Linked DNA regions of Homo sapiens: region 2 is linked to region 1. A link is a loop called in an ENCODE intact Hi-C map of the cell type or tissue named here. Cell type or tissue: dorsolateral prefrontal cortex. All regions are shown on one strand. Each heading gives the region's core, and the rest is flanking DNA. Links, peaks and the distances in the headings are about the cores only.

The links. A loop is a pair of places that touch in the nucleus more often than their neighbours do. Peaks named below come from ENCODE experiments on the same cell type or tissue, not always from the same donor. Only the 100,000 strongest peaks of a DNase experiment are listed, where the experiment ranks them.
Region 2: it touches region 1 in a loop (4-fold over the local background); 15 of 110 quality-filtered maps call a loop at or near these places.

Annotation. Positions count from the first base shown.
Region 1 is chr2:70,247,582-70,250,488 of GRCh38, reverse strand. TIA1 (TIA1 cytotoxic granule associated RNA binding protein) reads left to right here and starts at 1,861. Exons shown (of 13, transcript NM_022173.4): 1 at 1,861-2,084. The coding sequence starts at 2,059. TRG-CCC2-1 (tRNA-Gly (anticodon CCC) 2-1) reads left to right here and starts at 1,428; the gene lies at 1,428-1,498. RefSeq lists enhancers at 1,465-2,279, 2,280-2,907. In dorsolateral prefrontal cortex, for the core only: CTCF peaks have their summits at 1,464 and 1,726; DNase peaks (open chromatin) are centred at 948, 1,448 and 1,798; H3K4me3 peaks cover 1,991 bases; H3K27ac peaks cover 2,248 bases.
Region 2 is chr2:70,146,365-70,149,271 of GRCh38, reverse strand. No RefSeq gene overlaps it. Among named protein-coding and RNA genes, the nearest start is that of LINC01816, 23 kb to the right of the region's middle. RefSeq lists an enhancer at 1-339. In dorsolateral prefrontal cortex, for the core only: no CTCF peak of the experiment used is centred there; no DNase peak of the experiment used is centred there.

The sequences.
Region 1 (2,907 bases), core at 153-2,652:
ACTGCAAAATAGTCCATAAAATGAATGTTCCATCTGGGGGCAGCGGCTCACGTCTGTTATCTCAGCACTTTGGGAGGCTAAGGCAGGCAGATCACCTGAGGTCAGGAGTTCAAGACCAGCCTGGCCAACATGGCAAAACCCTGTCTCTACTAAAATACAAAAATTAGTTAGGCTAATTTAGGTGGTGGCGCACGTCTGTAATCCCAGCTACTAGGGAGGCTGAGGCAGGAGAATCGCTTGAACCTGGGAGGCAGAGGTTGCAGTGAGCCAAGATTGTGTCACTGCACTCCAGCCTGGGAGATAGAGCGAGACTGTCTCAAAAAAAAAAAAGAAAGAAAGAAAAAGAAAAAGTTCCACATGTATTTGGTGTAAATTGAATAAATTACCATAAGTGGCATTGATGGATATTCAGGTTACTCCATTTTTTTCTACTGTAAACAATGCTGCAGTTGTATCTTGGCACATAAATCTTTATAAATTAATTGTTTTATTTCTGTAGGATAGATTCCTAGACATAGGATTACTTTAGTGACATATATATATAATAAGCAATGTGAAATGCATACAGAGTATACTGAATCACATTTCAGAGCTCTAATTTCTCTGCCTCCTAAAGTTGGACTGAAGTTTATGTATCTTTTGACTTGTTTACTTTTAAGATTCTTGTGACCAATTTGCATTAAATAGCTGGGGTTTTTTGTTTGTTTCTTTGTTTGTTTTTTGAGACGGATCCTCGTTCTGTTGCCCAGGCTGGAGTGCAATGGCAAGATCTCGGCTCACTGCAATCTCCACCTCCCAGATTCAAGGATTCTCCTGCCTCAGCCTCCTGAGTAGTTGGGATTACGGGCCCCCACCACCACATCCAGCTAATTTTTGTATTTTTAGTAGAGACAGGGTTTCGCCATGTTGGTCAGGCTGGTCTCGAACTCCTGATCTCAGGTGATCCGCCCGCCTCAGCCATCCAAAGTGCTGGAATAACAGGCGTGAGCCACTGCCCCCGGCCTAAACAGCTATTTCTTAAATGCTTTTCAATGTGCAATCAATACACGGAAGAAATGCAAATATAAATAAAAATCTGGCATCTGGAAATATCCTCCCCGCGCTGAAAAATCTGGCTAGCACCAACGACGCAAATTCTTAATAAAATCCTTACTTTTTTAAGTAAAACTTTTTTTCTTTTTTCTTATTTCTTAAGTAAACATTTTAAATTGAAATTTTTTTTCTGTACAGAGAAAGTTGAAACATCCATTCCTATGTTTGGGATGAGAAAAGATAAATTATTTATGTTATTGGAAAACAGAAGATTACAGACTGTCAATAAACTTTTACTTTTAAATGAATAAATAATACATGACAATTCTTTTCACATGAGAGAACGTCTGCTTCTATTTCCTCCTAAAATACTGTGGCGGCTGGGCATGTCAACAGCGCCGCTGGTGTAGTGGTATCATGCAAGATTCCCATTCTTGCGACCCGGGTTCGATTCCCGGGCGGCGCATAGGCGTTTTGCTTCTCGCTCGCTAAAAACCAGATAGCTTGAAGAGTCTTTATATATCTTTCCAAAAGAGGAAAGATTTAGGCTTTTTACTGTCCCTGAAGGTTTCCACTCCCTCATAATTCGCGGTCGAAACACTCGAATCCGCAGCCAGAAGACAAAAAAGTTCACGCAAATCGTGAAGTAGTTAATACTTGCGCCTGCGCAGTCTGAGGCGTCCCTCGCGTCGGGTGGAAGAGCGGCTGCGCAACAAGTGAACCTATGGATTAAGGTGTAGCCGGGCGGCCCGGAGGTTGAGAGTGCAAGATTATTCTGCGCCTGCGCGGCCCGGGTAACTTTGCTGGCTGCTCCTAGGCTCCCGGCTCGCCGCCATCTTGTATTGGGGTTTCATTGTTCCCGCTGGGCCGGGCGGTTTAGTGTAATTGCCGCCGGAGGAGGAGGCGGAGTAACCTCTGGTCAGCCGAGAAACCCCACTATCCTGTAGCCATAACCGCTTAAACGATTTGGGAGGTAGTGAAGGGCAGGGAGCTGGACCTGGAGGCGCCGCCGCGACAGCAGCAGCCATGGAGGACGAGATGCCCAAGACTCTGTGAGTCTGGGGCAGCGATGAGGGAGGCGGGATGGTGGTCGTCCCGGAGGGAAGGCCTCGGCCCTGCGCCGCTCCCAGCCTATTGTTCTCCGTGGACACCGCGATATCGTGGTTTTTGTTTCCTTAGCATGCACCTGGATGCTTACAACCAAGACCCAATCTGTGAGGACGAGGTGAAGGGAGACGGGGCTCAACCCTCTCAATTAATCCCTTCACTTTAGCAACACCATTGCATGACCTTTGCTCTCGCCACGGGCCCTCTGTGGTCTTAGACCTGGAGAAAAGACTTTAATTCAGACCTCTTTTTAGAACTCGTCGAACCTTCCTTTTGTCCTATGCTTTCTTTCCTTTTCCCGCTTCTCCCCCTTTTTGATTAACCTCTTCTTATCTTTACAGCCGTCTCCCTTTAATTTTACTTTTGATTTCCTACTGAAATTCTTCCTTTCATTTTCTTCTCGGTGATAAGATTTTTTTTCCTCCTCGAGGGTGCTTGTACTCATTTTCAGTGCAGTAAACTTTATTCTTGCAGTTGCCAATTGGAAAAAAGCCAAGCATTTTTCTTTAACCTCTGGCTTTCCTTCTGTAGCACCCACCGACCAAAAAGCCTAACCAGACACCCCAAGGATTTGGAAATCTCACCCAGAAGGAATATATCAATTGAGGGGAAATGGATTTAATATTATTTTTATAGTCGTTTACTACTGTTGTGATTGACATGGTGTTGAACGAGCGGGCTGTAAATGCCCTAACATATTTACAGAGAATTTTTAGAGATAGCGTTAAATTACCGGAGCGTGGATATTTTCTTTGTCGTGTGGCTTCC
Region 2 (2,907 bases), core at 315-2,814, 100 kb after region 1:
TGCGTTTACAATCCTTGAGCTAGATACAAAGGTTCTCCACGTCCCCATCAGATTAGTTAGATACAGAGTTTCCACACACAGGTTCTCCAAGGCCCCACCATAGCAGCTAGATACAGAGTGTCGATTGGTGCACTCACAAACCTTGAGCTAAACACAGGGTGCTGATTGGTGTGTTTACAAACCTTGAGCTAGATACAGAGTGCCGACTGGTGTATTTACAATCCTTGAGCTAGACATAAAGGTTCTCCACATCCTCACCAGAGCAGCTAGATACGGAGTGTTGATTGGTGCACTCACAAACCTTGAGCTAAACACAGGGTGCTGATTGGTGTAGTTACAATCCCTGAGCTAGATATAAAGACTCTCCACGTCCCCACCAGAGCAGCTAGATACAGAGTGTCGACTGGTGCACTCACAAACCTTGAGCTAAACACAGGGTGCTGATTGGTGTATTTACAATCCCTGAGCTAGATATAAAGACTCCACATTCCCCCCCAGACTCAGGAGCCCAGCTGGCTTCACCCAGTGGATCCCACACTGGGGCTGCAGGTGGAGCTGCCTGCCAGTCCTGCGCCATGCGCTCACATTCCTCAGCCCTTGGGTGGTCGATGGGACTGGGCACTGTGGAGCAGGGGGTGGTGCTCGTCAGGGAGGCTCGGGCCGCACAGGAGCCCATGGAGTGGGTGGAAGGCTCAGGCATGGCGGGCCGCAGGTCCTAAGCCCTGCCCCGCAGGAAGGCAGCTAAGGCCCGGCGAAAAATCGAGCGCAGCGCTGGTGGGCCAGCACTGCTGGGGGACCCAGTACACCCTCCGCAGCCACTGACCCAGGTGCTAAGTGCCCCATTGCCCGGGGCCAGCAGGGCTGGCTGGCTGCTCCGAGTGCGGGGCCCACCAAGTCCCCGCCCACCGGGAACTCCAGCTGGCCCGCAAGCGCCGCACACAGCCCAGGTTCCCGCTCGTGCCTCTCCCTCCACACCTCCCAGCCTTGGCCAGCCCAGAAAGGGGCTCCCACAGTGCAGTGGGGGGCTGAAGGGCTCCTCAAATGCCACCAAAGTGGGAGCCCAGGCAGGGGAGGTGCCGAGAGCAAGCGAGGGCTCTGAGGACTGCCAGCACGCTGTCACCTCTCACAGGTATCAAGGGAATATTGCTGTTTAAAACTAATGCCTGTAATAGCTTGTTCACTTCATACTTGTATCTCTATATATTCTCAGTTAGTAAAATTCAATTGCTGTTTCTGATTGAATGATCACAGAATAGAGATACTGAAAGACCCAGAAGTATAAGCCTATCTTTAAGGAGGAAAGAAGGGAATGAACATTTCTTGCATGCCTACTATGTGCCAGGTACTTTCTTTGTTTTTGTTTGTTTTTTGAGATGGAGTCTCACTGTGTCGCCAGGCTGGAGTGTAGTGGCGTGATCTCGGCTCACTGCAACCTCCGCCTCCTGGGTTCAAGCGATTCTCCTGCCTCAGCCTCCCAAGTAGCTGAGACTACAGGCACCCGCCACTATTCCCAGCTAATTTTTTTTATTTTTTTTTTGTATTTTTAGTAGAGACGGGGTTTCACTATGTTGGCCAGGCTGGTCTTGAACTCCTGACCTCGTGATCTGCCCTCCTCGACCTCCCAAAGTGCTGGGATTACAGGCGTGAGCCACCACGCTCGGCCATACCAGGTACTTTGAATTGCGAGTGACAGAAAGCCAGTTAACCAGCTTGGGCAAAATAGGTATGAATGACTGGCTTGTGGACACTAAAGCAGAGCTAGACAACCACACTGGGCTGGAGCTGATGTGGCTGGGCCTCGGGACCTGTGGAGCTAGGGTCCATCTGACCCATTTCTGCCTCTCTCTGGGGCTTCATTTGATCTCAGCACAGAGCAGCTCCCCTAGTAGGAATTCTGGCTCCTGAAGTGCCTGAATGTATGGCTTCCTCACTGGAGCAGGACTCACTGCTCCACTCTCTGATCCAAAAGGCAGAACCCCTCCCAGCCCCCAAAAAGGCACTGATTGGCCTAACAGAGGGGGAGACATTTTTGGTAAGAGAGGTACTATGCCTCTAAAAGAGAAGGAATAACCACATTGTGTTGTCTACCCTCTGGGATTGAGGGGCTGGTTTGTGTCAGCTCCTAAGTGCGTCAGACAATAGGGAAAATTGTTGAGAATCCAGGGAGGTGCACAGAGACCTAGAACTTGAATTGGGCTTCAAAGGAGAGGAAGGGTTTGGATAGGTGGAGAAGATAAAACTAGATGAGGCATGCCCGGCACAGTGGCTCATGCCTGTAATCCCAGCACTTTGGGAGGCTGAGGTGGGCAGATCACAAGATCAAGAGATTGAGACCATCCTGGCCAACATGGTGAAACCCCGTCTCTACTAAAAATACAAAAATTAGCCAGGCGTGTTGGCGCGTGCCTGTAGTCCCAGCTACTCGGGAGGCTGAGGCAGGAGAATCGCTTGAACCTGGGAGGCAGAGGTTGCAGTGAGCCAAGATCGCACCACTGCACTCCACCCTGGCCATAGAGGCGAGACTCATCTCAAAAAAAAAAAAAAACAAACAAACAAAAACTAGATAAGGCAGAGGCTTGCCTGAAGAGCAGGAACACCCAAGGAAAGACCGTGGTTGGCCATCCTGAGAAATCCTTCAACCTGAAAACTTGGAGGACATCAGTCACAGCTTTTTCACAAAACACACCTGTGGGTGACAGGCAGATGCCTGCTCTAGTAATACCTGAATGACTCAGAAGAACCACAGGGGCCACAAAACACACGGGTGGAGCAAATCATCCACCCAAAGAGGACTCTGCTCAAGCAGTCAGATCTTCCCCCCAGCACCACTCCAGGACACTATCACAGCCCATCACAATCTGGAATGGAGTTCAGAGTCACCCCTTTTTTTCTAACTTGACACCCCCT